Linked DNA regions of Homo sapiens: region 2 is linked to region 1. A link is a contact called in ENCODE Hi-C data. All regions are on one chromosome and are shown on one strand. Each heading gives the region's core, a stretch centred on a gene start or an enhancer-like site at or near the end of the contact. The rest is flanking DNA. Distances are from core to core; before and after follow the strand shown.

What was found. Hi-C counts contacts between places; a loop is a spot of excess contacts on that map. Pooled maps may share reads with other maps.
Region 2: a map of CD8-positive, alpha-beta T cell shows a loop between it and region 1 (6-fold over the local background). The contact joins the promoter of COX17 here to the promoter of HSPBAP1 in region 1. A Hi-C loop is called at or near these places in 1 of 168 maps with a recorded cell type or tissue (CD8-positive, alpha-beta T cell) and 7 of 50 pooled maps.

What each region holds. Positions count from the first base shown.
Region 1 is chr3:122,790,252-122,797,745 of GRCh38, reverse strand. HSPBAP1 (HSPB1 associated protein 1) reads left to right here and starts at 3,915. Exons shown (of 8, transcript NM_024610.6): 1 at 3,915-4,129. The coding sequence starts at 4,066. It overlaps SLC49A4 (solute carrier family 49 member 4), which reads right to left and starts at 2,677. Exons shown (of 9, transcript NM_032839.3): 1 at 2,211-2,677. The coding sequence starts at 2,553. RefSeq lists a silencer at 2,351-2,840.
Region 2 is chr3:119,673,696-119,681,189 of GRCh38, reverse strand. COX17 (cytochrome c oxidase copper chaperone COX17) reads left to right here and starts at 3,784. Exons shown (of 3, transcript NM_005694.2): 1 at 3,784-3,986; 2 at 5,957-6,045. The coding sequence starts at 3,880. The coding sequence ends at 6,041. RefSeq lists an enhancer at 3,346-3,605.

The sequences.
Region 1 (7,494 bases), core at 2,666-5,165:
GCCTCCCAAAGTGCTGAGATTACAAACATGAGCCACTGAGCCCAGCAGAAACCCAGAGAAAATCAATATTTAGTTTAAAAGCAAACAACAATAACCCAAAGAAAATCTCCCTTTGGTAGGAGAAGCCCTTCTTCGGCATCTAGCACACATCCTCTGCAAAAGTATTTGCTCTAGCTGGAAGTTCTACAGCAGTCAAGACACACCCATTCAGGGCTGGGTATCTTTGTTAGAAGGTTCTTCCTTGTATTGCTTTGAGTTACATTTCTTTGTAACTTGACTCAGTCTAGTTCTTCCTCCTAGAACAACACATAAGTCGAATTCCTCTTTGACTTGATCTTCACATAGTCTATATCTTGCCTCAAGTTTCTTTTTGAAGTGTGATACACACAAGTTCCCTTCATTTTACACATCATGATTTTTATACCCTTTATCATTCTTGTCGCAGAACCTTTAAAGTTCTGCAGTTTGTCAAATGGCCTTCTCAGAATCAAGCTCAGAACTAAACACTAATGTAGAGCCTATCAAACTATTTTGCTTCTTGTTTTGGACACTATGTTTCTATGCCTAAACTGTCCTTTCTTTTTTAGCAGCTACATTATATTGTTGATCATTAAGGAATTCACAATCAACTATTCCTTAGTCTTTTTCACATGGATTCCAATGAAGGAATTCCAGTGAAGGAGGAGAGAAGGAAGTATAACTACTAACATCACCCTGCTATTCTATTCTCTTAATAACCAACTAATTTTGAGTGCTAACTACATGCCAGACAATTGCAATTCTATACCTACCTACACTTGACTTTTGCTGAGGTCTGAATGTGTTCCCCTCAAATTCATATTTTGTTTATGTATTAATTTTTCTGAGACGAGTCTTGCCCTGTTGACCAGGGCAGAGTGCAGTGGTGCCATCACAGCTCACTCCAGCTTCGACCTCCTGAGCTCAAGCAATCCTCCCACCCCAGCCTCCCAACGTGCTGGGATTACTTGAGCCACTGCGCCAGGCCTCAAATTCACATTTTGAAATCTTAACCCTCAAAATGATGGAATAAGAAGGTGCAGCCTTTGGAAGGTGATTAGGTTATGAGGGTGGAACCCATGTGAATAGGATTACTGCCCGTATAAAACAGACCTCAGAGGGATTCCCTAACCCCTTCTTCCATCTTATGTTATAGTGAAGAGACCACTGTGTAGGAAGCAGGCCCTCACCCGACACCGATTCTGCCTGAGCCTTCATCTTGGACTTCCCAGCCTCCAGAACTGTGAGAAATAAATTTCTGTGTTTATGAACTACCCAGTTTATGGTATTTTGTTATAGCAGCTCCAGTGGACTAAGACAACCTTCCAAATCTGACTAAAGAACTCATTGCAACAAAACTTATAAAAGGTTGAACAGAAACTGTACAAAGTAGCTCCCAGGCATTATTCAATTAATAAATATAAAATCTTGCACAACAGCCTCTTGAGGGTAGACTGTCACTACTAATCATTTATCCATACTTATGTGGTAAGTATGCCTTGATTCTCAGCCCTATGGCTTTTTCTTCTCAGAGAATCACACTGGCAAGTGGTAAAGTGAGATGTCCAGGGTACCATTCTAAGCAAGCATCTTCACTCATCTGCAAGCTTTAATTGAAAGTCACAAATCTCAACTGAGAAAGCCATCTAGTCACATACACACATTTTAAAGCTGCCGAGCACCACCTTCCAGAAACCAAAGTGTCAGATCTGAGTTTCCCAATAGCTCTTCCTGGGCTGGAGTCATCTATTACACAAAACGAACTCATTATTTCCTTACATATGGGCACCGTCAATCTATTTTCCGACCTTTCATCCTCAACATCCCCATATCCCTTTGAAGTCAAAGCATCAGTCATTTTTGTCAGGTGTAAAACACATACACCGCACGTGCACGGGGATGCTCTGATGTTCACAATGTGTAAAAACTTGAACGTTTAGAGATCGCTTAAATCCCTGGTGTTGCATAAAGGGCCTTGATAAAAAACATAAATATTTGCAAGGTTGCCTTTCCATATTTGTCGCTTTGGGGACGGAGGGTTCCTAAGTCAGAAATGGAATGCTAGCAACACTCTATCACCTCACACAACCCCTATGCCGGGGCCAAGGGAGGCGGCTGGCAGGCCTGGAGCGCGGGCAGGCGCCTGCTCCCGGAGGAGAGACAGCGCGGGCTGGCGCTCCGCGACCCCTCACCTCTCTTGTCCAGGAGCCACATGAACGCGAAGCAGGGCAGGAAGCCGATGGGCCCCCACAGCACGAGCAGCGCGATGTCCCAGCTGGAGAAGCCGTAGGCCTGGCGCGCCGAGTTCTGGATGGGACCCCAGGTGTTCCAGACCAGGCCCTGAACGAACGCCAGCAGCGAGAAGAGCAGCAGCACCAGCCAGCGGCGCCCGTATACCCGCCCGGGACCCGGGACCGCCGCGGGCAGCGCCGCCGCCGCCGCCTCCCGGCTTCTCCAGGAGGCCCCCAGCCCAGGCCCGAGCCCGGGCCCCAGCAGCGGCTGCCTCTCCTCTTCGCTGCTCCAGCGAGAGCCCATGGCGACGCGTCGCCCGCGAAGCCACTGCCGGGCGCAGTCCGGGTCACCGCCGACTAGCCCAGCGCAGAATAGTCCTGAGCAGCAGGAGGCGGAGGCTGCTGTGGTCGCCCTCGGCCTCCGGACCGCGCCTGGTGCGCCTGCGCGGCCCGAGCCGGGCCGGCGGGGAGGCGGGGAGGCGGGGCAGGCGGCAAGGAGGCTGGGGTCCGCCCTCCCCTCCGCGGGTGGCGAGGAAACACCGGCGAGAGGAAAGGAGCCAGGTCCCAGACGGAGGGCAGGTAGCGCTGAAAAGGCAGGGACCAGCGCGGCTGAGTCGGGGAGAGGGAAACTCCCAGAGAGGCTGTATTCGAGGAGGTTGGGCAAGGAACCCTGGGGTGTTTGGAGGAAGTGTCCAAGTTAAATCTTGTGCCTAATAAACAACTCAGTGACCTGTTAAGTGACGTCAGTTAACCTGATGCTTGCTTCTATTTTGGGCTTATTCTCATTTTTGTTGAGTTAGTAACTTCAGAAATTATAGGCGAAGGATAAAGTTTAAGCGTAGTTGGTCCCAGGGGATTATCTCATAAAAATCATTTCTTACGTGCAATAAGTACTACCTATTTTTGTTACTTTTTTGTCTTACATATCCAAAGAGGAGATTCCAAACTAGCCAATTTCATTCATATATATGTAAACTTTACCCATTTCGCCTGCCAATAGGCGAGCAATAAAGGTATGTCCAGTAAAGTTGGAAGATTTTTGCCCCAAAGATCCATCTCCAGTGATTATGATTTGACCACAGGGTAAACGAGAAGAAAGGTGGTTGTTGATCTCTTCACACAGCTGTTTGTTTATTTTGGTATACAAATTCAGAAGCCTGACAGCTGTGGATTAGTGTCCTTGAAAACCTAAAGTCAAGCAATTTGGCTTGTCTGGATCGGGAAATGAGTCACAGGGAACGCAATCACAGGATTCTTTGCCCGAGGTTCGTATTTCCCGGCAGCCACTAAAATCAGAAGGAGTCAGGTTACCACCAGAAGGGCAAGAGAGGTGTAAGAGAAGCGTGAGCTAGCCTCGCATTCCAGGCTGCCAAGAGCGGCTCGCGAAAGCTCACGGCAGAGACCCATCCCACCGCCGGAGCCCCACTAAGCGGCAAACCTTCCCCTAAAACTCCAATCCTTTAGGGTGGAGAAAAGCCGAGGTGGAAAGGAAGGATCTGACTAGAAAAGGAGAAACAGAAACGAAGCTAAGACTACAATAAAGAACGCTAAGGTCCGGGTTAGGTAAAAAGCGCCACAACTCAGACCACGTGTTTGTATTTCCACACCCGGGGTATCAAAACAAAGCTGCGTGGTCCCGCCCAGCATCCGTCACGTGACCTCCACGTGAGAGCCGGCGTTTCCGTAGGAGCCGGGCGGGAGTCGCCGGGGCTCCTTCCTGTGGTGCAGCTTCGGGTCTCGGAGTTTGGCCCCTACTCTGACCCCACCCCAGCTCCGCTCCGCCTTGGGTTCCGGCAGAACCCGCCTTGCGGTAGCCATGGCAGCAGGCTCCGAGGCGACCACTCCTGTGATCGTTGCGGCTGGGGCTGGAGGGGAGGAAGGTAGGTGCCAGGCTGAGGTCCGACCCTGAGTACAAACCCAATGCCAGTTGACTCTCGTGGCACCCCTCGTGGGGCCGTTTGCCTTAGCCCCAACCCAGGTCTCTCTGGCCTTGCATTAGACTATGAAGAAAAATCTATATTTTCTAGTGAGCGTGGCATTTCTCGAATTGTGGCATCCAGATTTTTGATCGTCGTAGGGTAGCCTACGAGTGCTGTTTCACGCATGGGGTGTTATTTTTGTTTTGTTTTGTTTTATATTTGCCCATCATTAGCTAAATAGAGGTGTTTTGAACGTTTAGAGGGGATTAAAATTAAATTTGTGAAATTGAAGGCAACCTTTGAGATTAATGGAAGTTATCTGAGACTTTTGTGAACAGGGATTATGCGCTTTTATTCTATTTCAGTGAACCCTGGTTTAGCAAGTGGGGATGAGGTTTGGAGGCCCATGAGCCTGAGATCCCTGTTATTATTTATTGAATGATTGCACCGTGCAGGGCTGTGTTCTGAATACTGTCGCAGGATCCAGAGACTTTTGAATATTTATAACAATACCTTTTCCAAAGGAGCCTAGAAAGGAAAAAGAATGACTTACTATGTGGTCACCTGAACTATTCTACCAGTAGTACACTCTGTGAGGGTTGTTAGGAGGAGGGATCTCAGTGGGGAGAACATAAATGCTTCAAGGAGCGAATAGTTTGAGGTCGGCCTTTCTTTTTCTTTTCTCTCTTTTTTTTTTTTTCTTTTTTTGAGACGGAGTCTCGCTCTGTCACCAGGCTGGAGTGCAGTGGCGCGATTTTGGCTCACTGCAACCTCCACCTCCCAGGTTCAAGCAATTCTTCTGCCTCAGCGTCCCAAGCAGCTGGGACTACAAGCGTGCCACCACGCCCAGCTAATTTTTGTATTTTTAGTAGAGACGGGGTTTCACCATGTTGGCCAGGATGGTCTCGCTCTCTTGACCTTGTGATCCGCTGAGGTGGGCCTTTCTGATTGGATGAGATGGTGACAAACTCAGGGAGTGGTGCTGGGGTTCAGGAAGTCAGGGAGCAGAAAAGGATGGATGTATTTAGGGGTCAAACAGTTTGCTGAAGGGGGAGATGCCCATTCCAAGCAGAAGAAACAAATTATAGCCTCCTACTATCTGACCACTTTCTACCAGGGAGACAATTCTTGACCTTCATCTATACCTCCATTGCATTGATCTTTCCATTTTCTATCCACTGCACCCCCTTATCCAGAATGTATGTCGTTCCTTTGAAAAATTCTCTTGTCCCTTCCTGCACTTTTTTCTGACAAAACTCTTACTCTGGATGAAGTCAACCTTTTGCCCTCTTTGTACCTGCACCCGTGGGCCTGAACTTTGCTGGAAAAAGTCCTGCACAAACTGATGACCGTATAAAGTGAAAATGGCCAAACTCTTGAATATTCAGTCAGTATGGGCTTGAGATCCCTCTGATCCTCTGTTTCTCTAGTGAGCCTGCTAACGTTCTCCAATGACAAATTCCCAAACTCTATAACCTCTCTCTGCCTCTTTCTTAATTTCAGGTAATGACTTTGCAAGTCAGGTCAATTCTGCATCTAATCTGTCTACTTTTTTCCTTTCACTATCAGACCGTACTTCAAATCATCCACATTTTCTCACCTCAACTACTACTGTATCTTCCTGACTGACTTGTGTCTCTGTTTTCTATTCTGTGCCCCTCTAATCCCTTCTCCACTCTGCAGCAAAAAGTGACTCTTCCTTATGTAAAATTCTTCAGCGAATTACATTGCCCTTAGAAGTTAGAATAAAACCCAGATTCTTAACCGTGGCCTGTAATAATCCTTGGTCTGGGCTCTGCTGATGTCTTTAGCAGGATCTCTTGTCACTCACCTCCCCTTTGGCTTTTCACATAGCTGGCTTAATCTTTAGCTTTTAAAGTATGTCACCACCTGAGACCTTACCAGATCAAACTATTTAAAACAGTCACTGTGATTTCTCTTGCACCCCCCAACCCTAGATGTTCTGGAATACAGCATCCTGCTTCTGTCATTTTACTTACTACAATCTGTAATTATTTATTATTTGTTTTTTCCATTAGATCATAAGTACCTTGAGGGCAGGACCTATGTCTGTTTCATTCTCTACCATGTGCCCAGCTGCTAGTACAATGCCAGGCACATAGTTGGCACATGCCACATGTTTGTTGAGTGGATGAATAAGGGCACTCCATGCCAAGTCCAGAGGCAAAAGGAGAAAGCATGGCATGGTCCAAGAACTGAAAGAAGTTGGTGTCAGGAGTGGTAAGAAAAGAGGTATCCTGAAGGTTACCTTAGGCCTAGTTAAGGAATCTAGACATTAAGACAGTAGGAAGCCTTAAAGAGCTTTAGGTGAGGGAAATAACATGATTAGATTTGGTTGTAGGAAGATCACTTTGGCTGAAGGGTAGAAGACCGATTGGAGGGAGAAAGACTGGAGGACAAGGTACTTAATCCCTTTGAGCCTCAGTTTCCTCCTCTGTAAAATGCATGATTATTGTGAAGATTAGAGTTAATATGTGTAGATTATCTAGCATAGTATCTGGCAGGAATTGGATATTCAAGAATCGTGACCATTTTTATTATTAATAGAAAGTGCCAGCCTTAGTAACTGATGTTGAAACTGAAAGAAAAGAAATTAGAGATGTTATGTAAGAGAATGAGAAAAATAAATACATTAAATAAAGTCAAGTGAAAGGGTCAGTATGTTCAGTACAATGATGAATACAATGGGAGTCATAGAAAAGTTCATTTTTAAAATTTTTGGTTTATTTTTTATTTTTGTAGATACAGGGTCTCACAATGTTCCGTAGGCTGGTCTCGAACTCCTGGCCTCAAGTGATGCTCCCACCTCAGCCTCCCAGAGCACTGGGATTTCAGGCATAAGCCACTGTGCCCAGCTGAAAAGTTCATTTTTGAGCAAACTTATTCCATTATCAAAAAATATTTGAATGGCACATGGTAAACAGACCTTTTTCATGTGGTAAAGCAAAAGACAATCTTTGCCCCAAAATAATTATAAATATCATTTTTGGCAATAAAGACATAGATAAAAAGAACAGTAGTATAAGACATATCCTAAAGGTCAGATGTAATTAGCTGGGATATGATACTCAATATGATACACATTAAGTACTTTGGAGGCTGAGAGGAGAAGGAACTAATAGAAATTGGGTTGGTTTGTGCTTCCTAGGATAATTTCTTGAAGATGAGCCAGGTGAGGATACCAATTCTACTAAAGTAGAAATAATGACAGAGAACCTGGGTGAAAAAGGGGAAGACTTGTATCCATTGAATCCAGAGAAGAGCAGGGTGAAAACAGAAATGCTGAAGTGACGAAGAGGGAAATC
Region 2 (7,494 bases), core at 2,535-5,034, 3.1 Mb after region 1:
GCAAAGCATTCCAAAGGTTTAAAAGAGCTCCAATTCTGGTTAAAATCAAAATTGATGAGCAAGAGCTTGATATAAAAGGTATGAATCAAACTAATTTCAGAGTTGCCTTTGTAAGACAGATGGGTGAATTTTATCTTTTATTATTTGGTATTCATCAGCCACCTACTGTCAATTTAAACTCTAATTACAGCTCTCTAAAATTATTTTTCTTGGGGGAAGTGGGCTATTAAGATTTTTGTTGGGGTAGAATGGGAAAGGATAAATTTCTTATGTTATATACTCCTACCTTTCCTTTAATACCGAAACAGGCCATCCCACGAGTATAAAAGCATTTAGACTGGGTAGGAGAAGAAAAAATGATAGAGAAAGAAGAAAAGCATAGTGATAACATAAAAATCAAAAGTTGACCTTACAGCTTACTTTATATAAATTATTATTATTATTATTTTGAGACAAAGTCTCACTCTGTTGCCTAGGCTGGAGTGCAGTGACGTGATCTCGGCTCACTGCAACCTCCGCCTCCCTGGTTCAAGGGATTCTCCTGCCTCAGCCTCCTGAGTAGTTGGGATTACCGGCGCCTGCCACCACGACTGGCTAATTTTTGTATTTTTAGTAGAAACGGGGTTTCACCATGTTGGTCAGGCTGGTCTCAAACTCCTGACCTCAAGTGATCTGCCCACCTCAGCCTCCCAAAGTGCTTGGGATTACAGGCGTGAGCCAGCACGCTCCACCTTACTTCATATAAATTAAAAGGTAGAAGGAAAAGTAACCCACATATGTGGGTTAGCTGTACCATTCTGAAGCAAGAGGATAGTTTAGTAGCTAGATATAAATGACTAAATATTTCACTTTGGAAAGGCCACTGGTTGTTTTTTTCAAAGTCAGGAGAATATTTCATCCTGAAGAAGCAGTTGTTGAAAGAGTGTTAAGGGTTACAGCACTCAGTAAGGAAACCAAAGGTTGTAAATGTCTGGAACACAGCAGGTTAAAGAAGTGTGGTGCAGAAAGGGCTGCTACTCAACTTCTTTGCCTGAGGCCTGCCTATATTAGCTAACCTGAGGAAGTCACAGGCAGTGTTATCACAACCAGTAATCTTTCTTCCCTGAAGCAAGGAGGGACAGTGGGCCAAAAAATCTTCTCAATTGCAGAAAAGCTGTTTGAGTCTTTGGGTCTGTTATCTGTCCCTACTGTTTATCTCAATTCTCTTAGCTCTCTAAACTCTGTTAGATATTTATCTTCCTTTTCTTCCTTGTTCATTTCCTATACATAAAAATGCAATAGCACAAGTGAATACAGATCAATGATTAGTTTTAAAATAAAAAAATTTTGCTTTGCATTAATTAATTAATTTTTTTTGAGACAGTCTCACTACATCACCCAAGTTGGAGTGCAGTGGCACAATCTCGGCTCACTGAAATTGCCACCCACTGGGTTCAGGTGATTCTCATGCCTCATCCCCCCAAGTAGCTGGAATTACAGGTTACCACTCCTGGCTAATTTTTGTATTTTTAGTAGAAATGGGTTTTCACCATGTTGGTTGGGCTGGTCTCAAACTTCTGACCTCAGATGATCTGCCTGCCTTAGCCTCCCAAAGTGTGGGATTACAGGTGTGAGCCACTACACCAGGCCTTGCCTTGCATTTAGATAAATTAAGTAGGATAGTAGACAGAGTACAGGGAGAAGATGATGAGACTCAGGATTGCCACTTTCAAGTTACGCAGCCTTGAACAAATGTACACCTCTGAACTTCAATTTTTCCCCAACTATAAATGTAGATAATAATTTTGACTGCCATGAAGATTAAATGATGGTTCACAACCTCGACAGCCCTACATATATGGAAGATATTGCGACTGAAGGTGACATTGTTTCAACTGAATACATATTCTAAGTGAACACATTAGTTTTTTAACTTTTAAAATTTTTAAAAATATGTAGATTTCAAATATTTTCTCCCAATTCTATCATTTATTTGTTAACTTTGTCTATAGTATTGTATGTAAAACCCCAAGCCTTTATTTTGCTGTAATGAATTTCTTCAATTTTTTTGACATGCAATTTGTACTTTTGAAATGTAACATAAGTTATTCCCCCATCCCTCAGTATTAAAATATTCTCCTCCACAATTTGCTATTAATTTCATATTTCAATCTTTCCAATCTAGGTCTTTAATGCATCTAGAGCTCTTCCTTTTAATGTAGTGTTTAATTTTCTCCAGATGGTTAGCCTATTTTCTTTTCCCCAATAATTTGTTGAACCACATTTTATTGTATATTAAGGTTACAAGTGATGTTGATATTGCTCATCCAGGAAGCACTGTTTGATTAGCAAGATTCTAAACAATGTGAGTTAGCACCTAGTTGAAAGAATTGATAATAATGGATGAGGGTGAATTTAGAACATGAGGGTAATATGTTGTATTATTAAAAATATCAATCCAGAAGGAAATAAAAATCATCCTTATTGAAAGTTTTCAGATGACAAAATGGGGATGGTCTTAGTAACCTGAAAAATACACATATAGAAATTACTCTTATACAGCACCAGTTCACAGACACGCCTGTAAATTCCCTGAGTTAAATATCTATAATATAGAAACAAACTTTGATTAGGTGATGCTGAAAGTTTAAGTACCTAAAAATACCTATCACCCTGCAGCTATTGAACAGTGCCTCCAAGTCCTGCTTTAAAAAATGATTTTATTGGCCAGGCGCGGTGGCTCATGCCTATAACCTAGCACTTTTGGAGGCTGATGTGGGCGGATCACCTGAGGTCAGAGTTCGAGACCAGCCTGGCCAGCATGGCGAAACCCCGTCTCTACTAAAAAATGCAAAAATTACTCGGGCGTGGTGGTGCACACCTGTAATCCCAGCTACTCAGGAGGCTGAGGCAGGAGAATTGCTTGAACCCAGGAGGTGGAGGTTGCAGTCAGCCAAGATCGTGCCACTTCACTCCAGCCTGGGCGACAGAGCAAGACCCTATCTCCAAAAAATAAAATAAAATAAAATAAAAAAGAGTTTATTGCCTGTTTCCAACAATACTCTGCAGGAAAAAAATCCAATGATTATATCCATTTCATTGCGAATAAGACGGGCACCAGTTTATCTATGTACCTGAGGAAATGCTATGGAAATGGTATTTTTCAATTTTATTCATCAGTATATTAACGAATATATGACTGAATAATTCATACTGAATTCAGATCAGTTGGAGGGGGGCTATAAATGCAAATTAGCTGAGGATTTAATGTGCGTAGGAGGTGTATAGGGGGTTATAGGACCTTTTAAATTCCCCCAATAGTTGTGGACTCGGTGGTTCTATGTCTTGCTATTCATTTTTAAATAGGTCAATGAAAGAGAGGAAAGGCCTGCAGTGTGTGGGGATCAGGAAGAAGGCGGATAAAAGAAAAGGGGGAAACTAGTCTGTTATTCAAGGGAACTGGCTTTCACTTATGGTTTCTCCTGTTTGGCTTGAACAAATCATTTCACCATCTTGGGCTTCCGTTTCGATATTGGGTGGGGAGGAGCGGGTGTTACGAGATCTCTCAGTTGTCTTGCTGCTTTCTTTCTTCGTGAGCCCTCCCCAAGTTGATTTAACAAATACTCTATGACCTAGAGTCCTAGAGTGTAAATACCACAGTCCAGGTGAGCGTTCAGCGGGCCTCCTTGCGCATGCGCTGAAGGGGGCACCCTCTCGTTAAGGCCCGAATTTTGCCTCTTCTGCGCACGCGCTCCTTTTAAATTCCCCACCTGTCAGAGAGAAGCAGGACTTCCTGTACTTTTTAGAGCGACTGCCGGAAGTGACTGCGGACGAATCGGCGTTTGCCGAGGCTGGCATAGATTTGGCTGTCTCCGCTCATAGCTGCTTTTGGCGCGAAAGATGCCGGGTCTGGTTGACTCAAACCCTGCCCCGCCTGAGTCTCAGGAGAAGAAGCCGCTGAAGCCCTGCTGCGCTTGCCCGGAGACCAAGAAGGCGCGCGATGCGTGGTCAGTGCGCAGCCGGAGAGGGCGCGGCCGACGAGCCCCGGGCCGCGGCCTGTGCCTTCCGGTGCCTCTGCCCTACGGCCTCTGCCCTCTGCCTTCTGCCCTCTGCCCTCTGCCTTCTGCCCTCTGCCCTCTTCCTTCCCCCCTTCCCCCACTCCTCCTCCCTGTCTGCCCCCCCCCCCCGCCCCGCCCCGCCCCGCCCCATTGCGGCGCTCTGGAGATAATTATTGGGCCTTGTAGGTTTCGTGGTCGGGTCTCTGTTGACTTATCCCGTAGCTTAGTACCGGGAAACGATGGAGAGAGAGGAGAACGGCAAGCTTCAACCACTCATTCCTTCCTACAAATGTGTGTTGAGTATCTGTTATGGGTTAAGCACTGCGTTAGGTCCGAAGATGTAGACATGGATAAAGATGCATCTTGATATAAAGGAGCTTAAAGTTAATGGAGACATAAACCAGTGACTTGTATACGACGTGGTAAGGGCTATGATAGATTTGTTAAGACCAAACAGGAAAGGTTTTCTGGTAATTTCTAAGGCTTTCTCCCAAAATTTAGAGACAGTAGGACACAGAGTGTATTCCTTACAGTTCTGAAGAGTTACGCTTCAACCCTTTTAAGACAACCAAAAGTTGAAAATCAATCAGTCTACGACGCAGGGGACAAAGTATTAAGAATAGTTCATCTAGATTGTCAATCCACAAAAGATTTGTTCTCATTTTATATAGCCTCTCTTGTGGAGCAAATCTCATTAGAGGACGTCCTCAGATAACGTGAATGTGCATCTCTTCCTCTGGCCCCTTTTGTCTTCCCAGATAGTAGATATAAGAAAGAAATCATTAGTGGTATAATGGGATAATAAGAGTGTAGGAGCTCAGTGCTTTTATTAATCCTCAGTACTTTGTAAATAATACGGGTAGGATTGAAAGACTAGTCTGAACAAATTGTTCCAGTGGTAACAGTAAGTGCTGTTGAACCTTGAATGGTATGACAGCATGATTAAGAGTCTGGGATCCACAGTCAAGGTTTGAATCTTAATCCACTAACTTGGTGACCTTGAGCCTCATGTGTCTGTAAAATGACTCTAATAAAAGAAACTCCCTCCAGTATTATTGTAAAGGTTAATGATACAAGCCATGTCAAGTGGCTAACACAGTATACATGGCAATAAATGATCAATGAATGCTAGCTATTATCTTCACAATGATCTCACTATCCCAGGCAATCTCCCATTTGCAGGCAGCTCTTGAGCTATTGAAGGATGGGTAGAGTTTCCATGGAAGGAGAACCTATTCCCTTTGTTAAATTCCCTTTGCCTCGATTGCCTCAGACCACGTGGGTTCTCCCCAAATATCCATAGTCAGGAGTCAGTTTTTCCTTGTAATTGAATTGGGCTTAACTTGATTATTTGCAAAATCACATTTTCAGGCCTTAGAAATAAAGCTGTGTAGTCCTAGTCTTTACTTTGTGAATTTTACAAGTAAAATATTCTTTGATCATCATGAGGGGGTGTTTATCTCGGTCTCCTGGCTACCAGATGTTTTTGATGTAATTAGAAGTAGATTTATTTGGTTGTGTTTGAATGTAGGGCAAAATCAGAAAGTTAATTTCTCTGTGATAATAAGCAAAAAATTGAGCTGTTCTCTGTGCCCTTCATTTAGCATAAATATTTTACTCAGTTTATTTCTTTATAGAGCAGTGTTACTCCTTGGATATTGACTAGAGGCAATATTTAATATGCGTGATTATTTCTTATCAGATTTCCCCCCCAAAATCACTTATCTGTGGAATGTCTTCATAGGCATGGGCATATCATAAGATCAAATAAAAACAAAGCTGTTTGAGGTAATAGCGTTTGTTTTAATTCCAGCTACATTCCATTATACCCGTGTTTTGTCTCACTCCCCATCACTATCATGCATACTTAATAATGTGCTTAATGCATATTTAGATAACAAGTACATTTTGTTTTATAGTATCATCGAGAAAGGAGAAGAACACTGTGGACATCTAATTGAGGCCCACAAGGAATGCATGAGAGCCCTAGGATTTAAAATATGAAATGGTAAGCTTCTTGCTTCAAAGTTGTGTATTGCTTTACAGATTTAGCAACAATTGGGCTACATTCTCTCTGAAAGGTAGTTCACCTGGTTAATCTAAAATGCTTAAGTATCAATTTGAAAAAACCATGATTTTTCAGTTCCCAATGAAGGGAGTAAATTATGTCAGTAAAGACAGTCATTTAGCGGATTGGGGAAGGGGAGAATTGAGCTTTTAAGAAAGGGTTTGACAAAAGCCTTTAGGTCCCATGGCTTTAGGAAAATTGACTGAGGGAACTAAAAGAAACATATTCTCTTTCTTGTTTCTAATAAATATTGTGGGACTTCAGTAAATGCTTTTTTTTTTTTTTTTTTGAGACAGGGTCTCACTCTGTTACCCAGGCTGGGGTGAAGTGGCCCAATCACAGCTCATTGCAGCCTCAACCTGGGAGGTTCAGGTGATCCTCCCCTCAGCCTCCTAAGTAACTGGGACTACAGGTGTGGGCCACCGTGCCTGGCTAATTTTTTGTGTTGTTTTTTAGAGATGGGGTTTCACCATCTTGCCCAGGCTGGTCTCAACCTCTTGGACTCAGGCAATCCTCCTGCCTTGGTCTCCCAAAGTGCTGGGATTAAGAGGTGTGAGCCACTATGCCTGGCCAAGAAATGCTTTTAAGTAGGGAGTGGGTATCCCACGGAAGTATTGCTTTCTGAAAAATGAAAATGGAATTGTAGCATGCTTTATTCGAATAAAACTAAAGCCTCAGGCCATTTTTTTTTTAATTAAAAAGTAAACTTTAATGTCAAAAATGCAAACTTGGGGAAGACAGAAAAGATCACACACAAGGCTGTCACTTCACACTTGGAAGGTTGCACAGCGGCCGGGCAGAGGTGCTCCTCACTTCCCAGACGTGGGGCAGCCGGGCAGTGGTGCTCTTCACTTCCCAGACAGGGCAGAAGCCGGGCCGAGGCACTCCTCACTTCCCAGACAGTGGGCAGCTGGGCAGAGACGCTCCACACTTCCCAGACGGTGGGGCGGCCAGGCAGAGGCGCTCCTCACATCCCAGACAGGGCGGCAGCTGGGCAGAGGCGCTCCTCACATCCCAGACGGGGCAGCAGCTGGGCAGAGGCGCTCCTCACTTCCCAGACGGGGCAGCAGCCGGGCAGAGGGGCACCTCACTTCCCAGATGGGGTGGTGGCCAGGCGGAGAGGCACCTCACTTCCCAGACGGGGTGGCCGGACAGAGGTACTCCTCACTTCCCAGACAGTGGGCAGCCGGGCAGTGGCACTCCTGACATCCCAGACAGGGCGGTGGGCCTCAGGCCATTTTTAAAAGAACTTGGAACTCTTAACCCATTTTAAGTGCTGAAAGGGACCTTAAGTGGTATGTGTCCAACAATTCCACAAACAAATGATACTCTTTTGTTTGGAAGCTCTTTCTTCAGTTATCAACTTAGCTCACCCCCTCACCCCACTCC